Linked DNA regions of Mus musculus: all the other regions are linked to region 3. A link is a contact called in ENCODE Hi-C or POLR2A ChIA-PET data. All regions are on one chromosome and are shown on one strand. The core of a region is the stretch at or near the end of the contact, and the rest is flanking DNA. Distances in the headings are between cores, read along the strand shown. Region 1 holds the start of Kifc2 (kinesin family member C2). Region 2 holds the start of Scx (scleraxis). Region 3 holds the start of Fbxl6 (F-box and leucine-rich repeat protein 6).

Region 1 (4,862 bases), core at 881-3,380, 120 kb before region 3:
CTTCCCATCCCGCCTTATCCCTAGGTTCCCTAGGCCACCTGGACTCGGAGAGCTTCTGTGGTGTCCTGGGCCTCTTGAAGCTGGCCCTGCAGCTCCAACAGTGCCCCTGCCTCCTCCTATAGAGAGTGGGAACCAGATGGGGCCACAGAGCCAAACTCAGGAAAGCCAATGCAAACTCAGGAAAGAGTATCCTATAGTTCCAATTCACAGACTCAGGCCAAAACAAGAATGGCTAAATCCATGGTACCCAACTTCATGCAAGGCTCCCTGACCTAGGCTTTTTGCTCTTTGTTTTCCTGAGGTTTCACAGAGAGACCAAGAATGGGGGTGGGGGTGGGGTGATTTTTACAACAATCAACCTCACTGACTTTGTTCATAGTTAGAGATGGCCCCCACCTGAGGAGGTTCAGGTACTGTTGCTGGATACCAGGTGTACAGGAACCTGGGCTGCAGTTAGCATAACAGCCAAATGGCAGAGTACCTGGGAAAGTCTGGGGAGTGGTCCAGGCCCCCAGTGTAGCAGGAGGTCCCGAGTAAGGCTCAAGCTCTGTTTCAAGGCTTCGTTCTCCAATGTGAGGTGCTGGACTCTCTTCTCTGAATCTGTCACCCCCTGACAGAGAGGGATATCATCAGGACCCACCTGAAATTCCCCTGACTTTTCAGCCTGTTTGTTCCCTATGCCCACCCCAAAAGCCTCACCACTCCCAGACGAAGTCTACTCAGCTCTTCTTCCTGTTGCTCCAGCTGTTGTCTCAGCTCTTCCAGCTGTGGAGGAGTCAGAGACAGGACAGAATGCCTTTTTAGGTCTCACACCCACCCAGTCGCTGACAGTCCTTACCTGTCCAAGAATGAGCTGTTCCAACCGCTGCCAAACTCTCTGTTCCTCCTCCAATTGGAGAGGCTGATGTTCCTGGGTCTCATCCCTTGGTACCTCATCCAGGATGGGAGTGGGCTGAGAGGAGCTTTCTTCTTGTGAAAGAGACCCTGGAGAGGGATGAGGCCAGTTACAAGTGAGGAGATGTCTGGCATAGTGAGCAGAGCTAGTTCTGATAGATCCTGCTCCTTCCACTAATGGTGATACTCTTTACAGACCATCTAGAGTGGAGGGCTGCACGGGGCAGGTTGGCTGAGTCCCCTGGAGCAGGGCCTGCCTCCCCCGGGGGCTCCGTGTCCATGCCAGTAGGGCCAAGAGCTGACTTGTTACTGTCAACAGTGGGGGGACTTCACCAGGCTGTGAAGGAAGTAAGAACCAAAGCAGAGGTGTTGGGAGTGAGAGGACCACAGAGGCTAGGGAAAGGAATAATTGCTGGCGACGGTATCGCTCACCTTGCCCAGGTCAGGAGTCGTCCCGCAGCTCTCTTCTGCCCCCAACTGGACGGAGAGGAACTCAGCAAGACGCATGAGTGCCTCTTCCAGGGACACCTCAGCTGCTCCACCCTCCGCTCCTTTCTGGCCATCCTCAGATTCTGAGCAGCCTTTGAGGAGGCCAAGTGAGAAAGGAAAAAGCATTCTGCATTACTAGATGGAGGAGAGGCCTTTCTCCCTCCCGGTGAGGTTACAGTACACCAACTGCAGGTATCCCCCGGACCTTTCCTTCCCCAGCAGCTCCTAGTATGCACCTACCGGCCAGGCTGTTCAGCTCGGACCACAGTTCTGATGTGAATTGATCCGGACGGCGACGACCCCTAGGTTGGCCGCCGCTTTTCTGGGAAGAGAGCATGAGGTGCAAGTGAGGGTACTGGCAGTATGTGCGACCCTTTCGCTTCTGAAATGGGCCAAGGGGTTGGGGCTGAGATCTTTGACCCCACAACAGAGACCATACTGGTCTCTGAACAGCCCTATTTCCCAGAGCAGGTACCTAAGGATTTAAGCTGCACAGGTCAGCCACGACCAAATCTCAGAATGATGGTGGTAACCAACCGTGATGCAGGCCCACTCCGCTCACCTGGGTGGGATCCCCGGGGTCCGAGACCGCCGCAGCCCCGCCATCCCTGCGGAAAAGACTGTAGAAGATGTAGATGAGCAGAGAGTAAAAGGCGTACATGGGGGCGCGGGGCGGCAGAGAGCACCTCTTCGCGCCGCCCCGCGTCCCCGCACCAGGTCTCTGCACCCGCCCGCCGCAGTGCCCATGCGCATGCTCGCGGCGGTCGCCCCCACGGACGATCTTCCACGGGCGGAGGGCCCTCACTGAGGGGCGACTGCGAAGAGCTGCAAAACTTGTACTTAAGGCCCTATCAAGCGGTTTTTAGTCCCTCTTTCGCAAAGACCTCTAGCCGCTGTCTAGTCTCTTTTGGGAATCCCGCATCAAGACCCCCACCAAGAAACGCGCAAGGGAACCGAGCCTTCAGCTCTCAGGTGTACAACCTCTTCTCCCTCGATAGCCCCGCCCAGACTCCACCCCTCCCCGGGAGCCGGACCCAGCCCGGCCCAGACCTCCCCTTCGGTCATAACCTCGCCCCTCCCACAGCTAAGCAATAACCCTTGGAAGCCCCACCCCGGCCCTTCTCACAGCTCCGCCTAGACCCCTCGAAGTGCCGCCTCTTTTCTCAGTCCACGCCTGCTGCCCCGAAGCCCCACCTACATCTCCCGGCTCAGACCCGGGGCGCTTCGCAATGCCAGTGCTCCAGCAAACCCGTGCCGAAGATCATGGGCTGTGACGCATGCCTTTAATCCCAACGCTCAGAAGGCAGAGACAGGCAAATCTCAGTGAGTCTGAGGCCAGCCTGGTCTATACAGGAAGTTCCAGGACAGCCAGGGTAATGTAAAGAGACTATCTAAACCACAAACTAGTACTGAACCTCTGGTCGCCACCTCCGCGCTCCCAGCCCCACCCCTCTAGAGCCTCCGCAGCCCTCCACAGGCCCCGCCCCGCCGCTCTAGCCGGAGCTCCTCTCGTTAGTGGATGTAAGCCGGCTGCTCCAATCCGCGCCTCGGGAGGGCGGGCTAGGAGGCGGGGCAGACTGTTGTGGGCGGGTTCGGGCCTTCAGCTCCGCGTCTCCAGGTGTTGTGCGCTGCCTGTGCTCCGCTGCTGCTTCTTCCCTTCTATCATTCTCAGGCATGGAAGGCCATAACTAGGACCGTGCCCAGACCACAGCAAGAGACAGCTCCTCTTGCCGTTTTGAGTCCCTGGGCTGATACCACGCTTGGGCGCCAAGATTCCAATCCCATTCCCCTTCCCCAGGAAATTAGTCCTTCTTCCTTGCAGGTGAGTCCAGTGACCTCAGGGCTCCAAAAAGTTTGGAACTGAATCTCTTCTAATGTCTACTCAAAGGTCTCTGGAACTCGAGGTTCCTGAAGAGCTCCACTAAGGACTCCAGATCGCCAGCCTCTGTGTGTACTTCTCTCCTAATTTGAAGATTCATTTCCTATCTCCTCAAACTCACTACTATTCAACGTGTCATGGTTTCCAAACCCAGGACTGAATGGAGCACTGTCCTGTCCCACCTGGTATTGGCAGGGGTGTCCCTGCATGCAGCGGTGAGCTCTGTACAGGTGAATATTCTTTTTTTTTTTTTTTTTTTTTTGGTTTTTCGAGACAGGGTTTCTCTGTATAGCCCTGGCTGTCCTGGAACTCACTTTGTAGACCAGGGTGGCCTCGAACTCAGAAATCCGCCTGCCTCTGCCCCCTGAGTGCTGGGATCAAAGGTGTGTGCCACCATGCCCGGCTACAGGTGAATATTCTTACTTTCACAAACTATGTAGATCCCTCCACTAGAAAGAGGATGATGCTCCTCCCATGGGAGGCTGGGACTCCTTAACAGTCCCAAACTCTTTCCTACTTAAAAGTGGCTGCTTTTAAATGGCTTCTTTTCCCTTAACGTGTCTCTCTTTCCCGGTGTCAACAGTCCAGTCGAGGAGCAGCTGCCGGCTTCCTGCTCCAGACCTTTGCTGCCATCATTATGTTGGCCCCAGGGCCGAGCACACATGAAGACTGTCTCGCTGGAGCTTGGGTTGCCACAGTCATCGGTCTGCCTCTTCTGGCCTTCGATTTTCACTGGGTGAATGGGGACCGCTCTTCTGCCAACCTGCTTCTGGGAGGAGGCATGGTGCTGGCAGTGGCTGGTGATCACCTGGGCCCTGAAGGGTGCTCTGTCGCTGGGCAGGCAGTACTGCTGGTGGTTGCAGTGACCATCCTTATTGTGGCTGTTTTCACAGCTAACACTTACGGGATGTGGGGGGGTACCCTGCTGGGTGTGGCAGGCCTCTTGAGCAGGCTGGAAGAAGACAGGCTGCTACTGCTGCCAAAGGAGGATGTCTGTCGTTGGGCCCTGGCTGCAGGTAGTTGGGCCTATTGCAGGGCCCTGCACACACAGCGCCTGCAGTGGGAGTGATTGTAGCACTGATTGGGGCTTCTGTGCCAGGTACTACTATGCCTCCTACCTGCCCACATGTAGAGCCTGTTATAATTTTACTAATGGGCAGAGCTTGGGTGCTATCCCTTCTCTAGTCATGCATGTGTGGAAGTTTACCTAAACCAGAATGCTAACAACAGGTCTTCAGGACACTTGGGGCCTGGGAGGAACATGGTTGTGAGTCAGAGACCTGATTTCCAATAAACGTAAGGAATATACAGGAGTATGGAATTTGTTTATTCTTGAGCTAGCTTCCTAAGGCCTGTAAGGTGATTTCCCTGAGTAAAGGAGTGGGGGATGGGCTGTAAGTAGCAGAAGGTATTATTCACTTTGGCATCCTGGTAGACTTGCCAAGAGAACCCCCAGAGTGCCAGGCATGGTGGTGCAGGTCTTTAATTCCAGTTGGGAGGCAGAGACAAGCAGATCTCTGTGAGTTGTGGGTGGCCAGGCTGGCCTACATAGTGAGTTCCAGAATGGCCAGTGCAACATATAGTGAGACCCTGTATCAAA
Region 2 (4,512 bases), core at 886-3,385, 81 kb after region 3:
GGTACAAACTCCTGATAGGTGATCTAACCCTGTCCTCACTCTGGGAAGATGGGGTGAGAGAGCTAGGGTCATAGTGAGTTCACATCCTTTCAAGAGGGTAGTCTGCCTCAATTTGGAAGATACTGTTTCATTTTTAATTATACAAAATTTCCAGACTTTATATTATCATATTAAAGACACAAGATGCCAACACTTGGCCCAGGTAGAGAGCCAGCATGGAAAGTCCCAGTGGGCCTGGGTCAGTGTTCGGCTGCTTAGAGTCAAGCCATCACCCGCCTGTCCATCTCTCTGTTCATAGGCCCTGCTCATAGCTGGGGCAGGTCTGGCCTGGTGAGCGTGCTCTTGGGGACCTGCGCTCAGATCAGGTCCAAAGTGGGGCTCTCCGTGACTCTTCAGTGGCATCCACCTTCACTAGTGGCATCACCTCTTGGCTGCTGTGGACCCTCCTCCTTCTAACTTCGAATCGCCGTCTTTCTGTCACGGTCTTTGCTCTGCAGAGGGGATGGGGGTGTGTCAGGGTCTGAGTGGAGACTTAGTGTCACCCAGCACTGCCCGAACCTTCCTGGCTTCCTGTTGGGGGCACTGCCTGTGCTAGGGCACCCCATCCCGGGCTCCTGCCACCCCCACAGTGCATTTTGGGGAGGGGAGTATACTGCTGCAGAGCCGAAACTGTAAAATTAAATTTCCCAGATGTTCAGGCCCCAGGAGCTTGCGCGTGCTGTCTGGAGAGGAAATGGGGATTGGGGAAAGCCGTTGTATTTTTTCCCTGCTCACCCTGCTTTTCCGGTGCCACCAAGTGCGGCCAGAGCAGTAAATCATGGCTGGCCAGCATCTCTCAGTTCAGCCTTCTCCCCTAGCCCCTCTACTGCAGGTCTCAGTAGACCAGGGGAGAGGCAGCAGGTGCCCATAAGCCTTGGGGTGGAGGTGGGCTGCGGGGGCGGAGGGGTAGTGGCACATCAGCCTAGTGGGGGCATCCCTTTGACTGCCTCACTGTTTCACATTGTTCCCCTCTGGATGGAAGCGTATAGATATACTTCTTACTTCTTGAATTCACCTCCTTTCACTTCTCAACTTGATGGGAAACGAGCCTGAAAGTAAGGCCCCTCTGCCCTGCCAGGTTCCTGCTGCCTGCCCTCCCTCCCGGAACTTCTGGGTGGCCCATCTCAGCATTACTTCTTGATCCTGTATTTGCAGGTCCCTATGACCACTACCAATGGGAGTCTGTGTCCCAAGGTATGGCTCCTCTGTGCCCTTCCCTCCTTTGGGCACAGCTTTGTTGGCAGGTGTAGATGCTAGGGAATGCTGCCCCTGCCCTGCACCTCTCTGCCTGGCAGGTGTGGGCTGGTGAGTACATCGGGGCCCCTCGGTGCTCCCAGCCCTGCTCACCAACTTTCTCTGGTTGCTGAGGCAGAAGGTGCAGATCTGTTTGGGCTGGGTGTTCTCGCCGCCGTCTCTGGCCAGTGGTGGTGGCGGCGGCGGCGGTGGCAGTGGGCTGCCCGCACGACCGCTGTGGAAGAAAGCGGGTCCCGAGTGGCATGGTTGCCCGTCGCCACAGGCCTCACCCACCAGCAGCACATTGCCCAGGTGAGAAATGTAGCTGGAGGCCAGGCGCAGCGTCTCAATCTTGGAGAGCTTGCGGTCCGCTGGCTCGGTGGGGATGAGTGTGCGCAGCGCAGTGAAGGCCGTGTTCACGCTGTTGGTGCGGTCCCGCTCGCGCGCATTCGCTGTGTGCCGCTGCCGGGGCTCGCGGCCTGGCCGCCCCCCGGGTCCTGGCCCGCTACCCGCGGCCCTCCGTCCTCCTGCCCGCCGCCGGGCGCCCTGGAGGCCACAGCGCGCAGCATGCACACGGCAGGGTTTCTCGTCGGAGCCCGAGCTCTCGCTTCCGCGGTCCTCATCCTCCGACAGCGGGCTCACCTCAGGGTACAGGTAGCGACCCGGCGGCGGCGCTGAACGCAGCATGGCGAAGGACATGGGCCGGGCAGGGGGCGCGGCGTCAGCTCCACCGTGCGCTGCTCATGCCGCCTCTTTAGGTCCCCACAGGCCGCCGGGCCAGGGGTCTCCGCTGCGCCCCGCGGTGGCGGCTGCCGGGTGAGGCGGGCACATGTGTTCGGACTGGAGTGGGGCCGCCAGCCGAGCAGTGCCTTTATAGCAGTCAGCTCCTCCCCCGCGCCTGGCCTCCGCCTCCCTTTCTGGCCTGGAGGAGTTTACTCAGAGCTCGTGCGTGCACCTTTTCCCTTTTAATAGCCGTGCCTAGAGGGCCCCCGAGCATCTTTCTGGTTGGAGCGTTTCTGGGGTGCTACTAGTGCCCCAAGACAATGGTGCCCATCCCACCCATTCTACAGGGCAGAAGAGAATAAATCAAGAATCAAGAGGCTTTCTCTCCTGGCATGCCTAAGTTCACCCAGCTGCCCTGGCCCTGAGTGCCTGGCCACACCCTGTCTGACTCTCCTTCCATGTGCACTTGGGTCTTTTGTGCCAGGCCGTGTGTGTGTGTGTGTGTGTGTGTGTGTGTGTGTGTGTGTGTGTGTGTATGTGAGAGAGAGAGAGAGAGAGAGAGAGTGTGTGTGTGTGTGCACTCATGGGGGTGACTCCAGCAGTAGCAGTCTAGAAATGGGTGTGTGTGGTTGGCATGACTTGACTCCATGGCCTGTGCCTTGTGCCAGATCTTACCCCTTTGACCCATCCTGCTTGGGGGCCCCACCCCCATCCTTGCTGTATGCTTCATGGGGCTTCTCAAAGCCAGTGCACACGTGGATAAGAGCTAAGATCGGCACCTCTCCATCCCTCCAGTTCGGAAGTGGCCCTCAAGGTGGAGAGCGTACAGCAAGAGCATGGGGCATTTCTGGGCTGGTGTGGACAGGTGCAGTGGGACGAGGCCCAAGGGGTCTTGCTGAGGGGCTGCTGGCACTCATCTGTGCTAGTTATGTCTGGGCCCCTCCTCCCTGTGGCTACTGTTGCAGGAAGTGGCCGCCTGGGCAGCAGTCCCCAGGCTGGGAGGAGTGAGGGTGGTGGTGGCTGGCAGGGGCTGAAACCAGGAATGTGTGTCCAGGAATGTGGCTGCTCTGCCCACTGAAATGGGAGGGGGAGGATCAGTGGTGCTGGAAGGGGGTCCTTGACCACCTGCCGAGCAGAACAGGTTTGTCTCCCTGAGGTTGGGGTGGGGTCTTCCCATGGTTCCTGCCTTGTAAACTACCCACTTGTACCTAAGGCTTTTGCCAGGGGAGGGAGCCCATAGGCGATGAGGTCATCCCTGTCTGTGGCTGCCCAGAGCCTTGGCCAAGGAATCCAGTGAGGGGGGAGGCTAGGGTTGGCATCACTTCAGTGGAAAATGTGAAGGTAAAGCTCAGGCGCCTCCGAGGGCTTGGGGGAGGGGCATAGCACCCCTGCCGCGCCACGTCAGACATCGGGGCCAAGGCTAGGGCGGATTTTGGGTCACTTGGCTTCTGGGCACTTGAGGCTGATCTTGAGTGGCTCTTCTGCCCTTGGGTGGTTTGAAGAGGATCAAGCATGGCAGGGACAGGTGCTGACGTGGTGACTATGCTACAGGACATTCGGAACACTGTGGGCAATGTGCCCCTGGCATGGTACGATGAATTCCCACATGTGGGTTATGACCTGGATGGCAAACGTATCTACAAGCCCCTGCGGACACGAGATGAGCTCGACCAGTTTCTGGACAAAATGGATGACCCAGATTTCTGGTGAGTTGGACCTTGGGTCGGGACCTGTGGTCCCTCAAGCCTGGAGTATGGCCCTGACTGGCTTTCCCTCAGGCGCACTGTGCAAGACAAGATGACAGGGCGTGATCTGCGGCTAACTGATGAGCAGGTTGCCCTGGTACACCGGCTTCAGAGAGGCCAGTTCGGAGATTCAGGCTTCAATCCCTATGAGGTAGGCAACAACGGTTGGCCCTACAGTCTGAAGTCCATGAACGCCCTGCCCCCCCCAACCTAACATCTTTGCCTCTCTCCATAGCCAGCTGTGGACTTCTTCAGCGGTGACATCATGATCCACCCTGTGACCAACCGCCCAGCTGACAAGCGTAGTTTCATCCCATCCCTAGTTGAAAAGGAGAAGGTGGGAACCCTGGTATCCTCCTCCTGCACACTCTAAGGTCTCCACGCTGCCACCTGACCTTACCTTTGTGTGCAGGTGTCTCGAATGGTACATGCCATCAAGATGGGGTGGATCAAGCCTCGACGGCCCCACGACCCCACCCCTAGCTTCTATGACCTGTGGGCCCAGGAGGATCCGAATGCTGTGTTGGGACGCCACAAGATGCATGTGCCTGCCCCCAAGCTGGCCTTGCCTGGCCATGCCGAGTCTTACAACCCACCTCCCGAGTACCTGCCCACTGAGGAGGAGGTGGGCCTGCGCTGAGGTGGGTGTGGGCCCCGGCCATGTTTCCCGATCCCTTCTCACCTGCCTCCTGTCTCCCCAGCGCTCGGCGTGGATGCAGCAGGAGCCTGTGGAGAGGAAGCTTAACTTCTTGCCACAGAAATTCCCCAGCTT
Region 3 (4,627 bases), core at 1,116-3,615:
TCCACACAGTCCTTTCCGCTGCGAAATACTCGGTAGATGCTGGTAGGAGGGAACATGGCGACCGCACCCAGCAGAGAGCCCACCTGAATAGCCACGCCAGCAGCGAGCAGTGCTGGCCGGCCTCCGCTGTGTAACATGGAACTGATCGCCACCTTGATATACGAGAACGTGCCTGCGCACAGGACCCATGAGAGTACCTGAAAGGGGAGTGGGGCGGGGTGTCGTAGAGGGGAGATTCGCAGCAGCGGGCTGAGCATGAAATTCCCCTGCTATGAGACAAGCCCTGTTCCTGTTTCATGTCCCCATTGTACTTACCACGAGGACCACACCTGCAGAGGTGCCCACCAGAGGAGGACAGGGACTTAAGGCTGCCAGTGTCATCAGGTAGGAGCCCAAGAGCATGCCCAGCAGAGACAGACCACACAGCCCTGCCAGAGACCTGCCAAGGATGGGCTGGGATCAGGACTGGCTGTGCCAGGCCCTGGCCCACCTCAAGCTCTTCCCCATGGGGGCTTGGGAGTCCGTGAGCACCTGCACAGCACTGCCATGGCCAGAAAGCAGGCAAGGGGGTTGGCACAGCTACCCAGTACGACAGCCAAGTGGTAGGCCAGGCGCCCATAGGGCAGGCAGGAAAAGCTCTGTACAGCGGGCAGCACGCCATTGGTCAGAGCATTGGTGATGGCCAGCAGGCCCAGTAGACAGGCACTTCGGGAAGAGAACAGCTGATGGGCCTTAGGGTCTGGGCTGGAAACAATGCCTGCCACCTGGCCTGGTGGCTCCTGCAAAGGTGAGGCCTCTTCCTCTTCCTCTTCCTCCTCTGTTCCTGGTGTTTCTACCCGAAGCCCTGTACCTGTTGTGGGTTCAGATGTCGGGGATGGCAGTAGTAACAGGAGGCCTTGGAAGGCAGCTGCTGAAGTGCCCAGAAGGGCAGTCAACACCCAGAAGAACGTGGTGGCAGAAAACCGTTCAGGGAAATTAATGGGAGACACCTCGATCGGAGGCCCAGTGGTCCTGTTGGCAGGCACATGCAGGCACTCAAGGCGGCCCACCCCTTGACCCAGGGCTAGCACACAGGGCAGGAGGGCACTCAGGCCCTGACCCAGGAAGAAAGACCGTAAAAAGGGGGGTGGGAGGTGGCTCAAGAAGGGCAGGAAAGTGACATTAGAAGCACAGCAGGCCAATGCCAGCACAAACGCCAGCGTTAGGAAGGCCACTGAGTACGGCTTTCCTGCCACTGGGGCCACGTGGTTCCACAGAGAGGCCAGTAGGCCTGTGCCCACTATGCCTAGCCCCTGAACCACTCGGATGGGGACTTGCTCGCCCTTGCCGCGAGCCAGACGCCTCCACAGAGTCACCAGCAGCAGACCCAGGTTTCCCAGCGCCACAAGCACAGAGAGGTAGGAAGGGAGGCTCCAACCTGCAGTGGAAGGAGGAGATAGTGTAAAGGCACCAGGCTAAGGAACGAAGAGCAGCAACAGCAGCAGCCTACCTCCGCCCACTTCACTCACCCTCCGGGAGCTCTTTCACCACTACCGGCAGCTCTACCCAGATCCCGTTGACAGCAGCCCAGGAGCCCATGCCGAAAAGGGCCACCAGCAGATGGGTCAGCACCAGTCGGCCCAGCGGAGGTGCTGCCATTAGGTCAAAGGTCAAAGCGGGCCCTCCAGGACAAAGCGAAGGTAACAGTCCGCCCTTTTCCCACGTAGATCCAAAGCTTCTCTAACTATTCTAGAGAAAAAAAGAGTCAAGCTTTTTCACCTGGACGGAGACAAAAAACAAACCAAAACAAACCAAAACAAAACAAACAAACAAACAAAAAAACATGCGAGTGGGCAGAGTCAGGGTCTGAGGTGGCCAGATTGCAAAACCAAGGCACCTGGAGGGAGGCGGCGGATAGATCAGGAGCTGCACCTACCATGGAGCCTGCACCGGGACCCTTCTGTACAAGACTGGCAAGCGGGGGAGCGAGAAGCTGGCTTAAAGCATGGTTCCGGGGAGGAAGATGAGCGAAAGAGCCAGTCCTTGATGCTTGCGGAGGACCAAGTCTTGGCGCGGCTAAACCAGACTGGATGACAGCTAACTTCAGGCAGCCGGCGTGGATCGGCAAGAGGTGTGGCTGGCTGACTTGATTCGATTCTGGGCTCCTCGGCTGAGTGCGGTGCATCAGGGGCGTGGGGCCGGAGCAGCCCGCCCAGCCCCGGGAGCACGCCACTTAGCCCGGAAGGCAGCCAAACCCCAGCCAAAGGGTTGTAGTAAGACGCCGGCTAATGCGCTAGACTGCGGCGGAAGTCCCACCCCCGGAAGCTAAGTGTAGTGTAAAGGAGTGAGCTAAGGGGCCACGCCCCTTCCTCTCTGCCCACCCACCTTCCGCTTTTAGTTCAGCTCCCGGGGGCTATGGCTCCCGTGGCCTCTAGGCGAGTTAGACGTCGAGTTCGAAGCTCCAAGCGGCCCGATGCGCGGGGCCGCTCGGCGGAGGACTGGTGGTGGGACCGCCTGGCACCTCGCGGCTCTGGGTACCACCTGCTGCAAGCGGACAGCATGTTGCTCGTGCTGCCGGACCTGGAGCCTCCCCGCGCTCGTGCGCACCGGCGCGCCCGTCGCCGCGCTCCGAGGTCACTGGCTCGTGGCCCCACGGCTGTCGCCAAGCCCAGGACCAAACCCCGACCGGAGCCGTCGCTCGATCAGGGCCTGGACTCTGGTTGGGGAGACCGTATTCCCTTAGAAGTCCTGGTGCATATTTTCGGGTTGTTGGTTGCGGCTCATGGGCCCATGCCGTTTCTTGGCAGGTACACCAACAGCGCCTGCCGCGGTAGAGACTGGCGCACTGAGCGGGTGCTGCAGAGCAGAGGGCAGAGCAGGCATCACATCGGGCGAACACAAGTGCTCCGGCACCTGTCTTCACTTAGAGCTCAAAGCCTAGCACTGAGAACGGGCGACGGCAGGCTTTAAGACCGCTGCGCTGCTCCTAAAACACTCCATTGTAGGCATTACCCGCAAAAGGCCACGCACTCTCAGCAAACTTTTTCTTCTCCTAGGGCTGCACGCGTTTGCCGTCACTGGCACGAAGCCACCTCCCATCCTTCACTCTGGCATACTGTGACCCTGTCACCCTCGCTGGTTGGCCGGGCTGGCAAGGGCAACCTTAAGGGAGAGAAGAAGCTCCTTGCTTGCCTGGAGTGGCTCGTACCCAATCGGTGAGGGCTCCTTGTCATCTTACTGTCTGTTGTCTTCCCTGCATCCGCGTTGAGTAGGGGAGGATTCTGTCCAGAAGGGGGCAGCGTAAGGACAAGAGCACAACTACAGCCGGGCCTTGCTGTCGCCCAGGTTCTCTCAGCTCCAGAGCTTGACCCTCATCCACTGGAAGTCTCAAGTACACTCTGTGTTGGAGGTAAGAGCTGGAGACTGCCCTGCACACAAGCTGTCACGTTTGAGTGGTCTACTATGGGGAGGGTGCCCTGGTGGTGTACCACAGAGTTGTCTGCCTGCCTGCTCAGTTTCGTCTTGCTGACATCTTAGGAAATTGCTGGAGGAGACAGCAATTTCCATGTAGGCCTGGCGTGGACAGAATGGAGTCATAGCTGGGACTATAGGATAGGCTTGTCATGACTACCAGTGTCCCTGTAGATAGACCTTTACCTGCCCTCCACAACCCTGGATGGTCTCTCTCTCTCTCTCTATCTCTTGCTACAGCTGGTTAGCAAGTTCTGCCCTCGGCTCACCTTCCTCAAGCTTTCAGACTGCCACACTGTGACTGCTGAAACTCTGGTCATGTTAGCGAGAGCCTGCTGCCAGCTCCACAGCCTGGACCTACATCATTCCATGGTGAGTCCTTTGCCGTGGGTGGGTGGGGGACCCTGAAATCGCCTGGGCCCTTGTGACATGCATGAGCTGCACCTTTGGGCTGGATCCCCAGGTGGAGTCCACAGCTGTGGTGAGCTTCTTGGAGGAGGCCGGGTCCCGAATGCGTAAACTGTGGCTGACCTACAGTTCCCAGACGACGGCCATCTTGGGCGCACTGCTGGTAGGCTGGGGATGGTCAGGAAAAGGGCTCAGTGGGGACCAGCCCAGGCCTTTGACCTAGCAGTGTTTATCCCACCATTCCAGGACAACTGCTGCCCACAGCTCCAAGTCCTCCAGGTCAGCACTGGCATGAACTGCAACAACACACCCCTGCAGCTGCCTGTGGAAGCCCTGCAGAAAGGCTGCCCCCAGCTGCAGGTATTTATACCCTACTGTCTCCCACCTGCCACCCCTTGCCATATCTGCAGCCTGTCCCTCCTCCCTCCTTCTTCTTCCCTCTTCCTAGGTGCTGCGGCTGCTGAATCTGATTTGGCTTCCCAAGCCGTGTGGCCGAGGCGTGCCCCAGGGACCAGGCTTCCCCAGTCTTGAGGAGCTCTGTTTGGCTGGCTCCACCTGCAACTTTGTGAGCAATGAGGTTCTGGGCCGATTGCTCCATCGCTCCCCGAAACTGCGCATGCTGGACCTTCGAGGCTGCGCTAGGGTCACTCCTAGCGGTCTGTGTCATCTGCCATGTCAAGGTCAGCTAGCTGGCTTTGCTTGGGAAGGTGTGGGGGGGTCGGGGTGGGGTGGGGGTGGTCACTGAGTGCCCTAATAGTCACACCGAGTT

What was found. Hi-C counts contacts between places; a loop is a spot of excess contacts on that map. ChIA-PET counts read pairs that join two places held with the same protein, here RNA polymerase II (POLR2A).
Region 1: POLR2A ChIA-PET joins it to region 3 with 22 read pairs in embryonic stem cell. The contact joins the promoter of Kifc2 here to the promoter of Fbxl6 in region 3. POLR2A ChIA-PET finds 5 or more read pairs at or near these places in 4 of 5 experiments (Patski and embryonic stem cell).
Region 2: POLR2A ChIA-PET joins it to region 3 with 41 read pairs in Patski. The contact joins the promoter of Scx here to the promoter of Fbxl6 in region 3. A Hi-C loop is called at or near these places in 1 of 37 maps with a recorded cell type or tissue (T-helper 17 cell). POLR2A ChIA-PET finds 5 or more read pairs at or near these places in 3 of 5 experiments (Patski and embryonic stem cell).

What each region holds. Positions count from the first base shown.
Region 1 is chr15:76,657,849-76,662,710 of GRCm38, reverse strand. Kifc2 (kinesin family member C2) reads right to left here and starts at 2,130. Exons shown (of 18, transcript NM_010630.3): 1 at 1,946-2,130; 2 at 1,624-1,705; 3 at 1,327-1,475; 4 at 1,093-1,231; 5 at 839-984; 6 at 700-765; 7 at 482-610; 8 at 39-116. The coding sequence starts at 2,044. It also overlaps a transcript of Cyhr1 not described here.
Region 2 is chr15:76,455,061-76,459,572 of GRCm38, reverse strand. It overlaps Scx (scleraxis), which reads right to left and starts at 2,135. Exons shown (of 2, transcript NM_198885.3): 1 at 1,387-2,135; 2 at 105-491. The coding sequence starts at 1,971. The coding sequence ends at 453. It overlaps Bop1 (block of proliferation 1), which reads left to right. Exons shown (of 16, transcript NM_013481.2): 4 at 3,547-3,701; 5 at 3,774-3,891; 6 at 3,976-4,077; 7 at 4,153-4,365; 8 at 4,442-4,512.
Region 3 is chr15:76,536,484-76,541,110 of GRCm38, reverse strand. Fbxl6 (F-box and leucine-rich repeat protein 6) reads left to right here and starts at 2,365. Exons shown (of 9, transcript NM_013909.2): 1 at 2,365-2,786; 2 at 3,036-3,194; 3 at 3,325-3,388; 4 at 3,691-3,822; 5 at 3,914-4,021; 6 at 4,105-4,218; 7 at 4,307-4,538. The coding sequence starts at 2,395. It overlaps Slc52a2 (solute carrier protein 52, member 2), which reads right to left and starts at 2,281. Exons shown (of 5, transcript NM_029643.4): 1 at 1,916-2,281; 2 at 1,509-1,728; 3 at 532-1,417; 4 at 316-439; 5 at 1-197. The coding sequence starts at 1,638.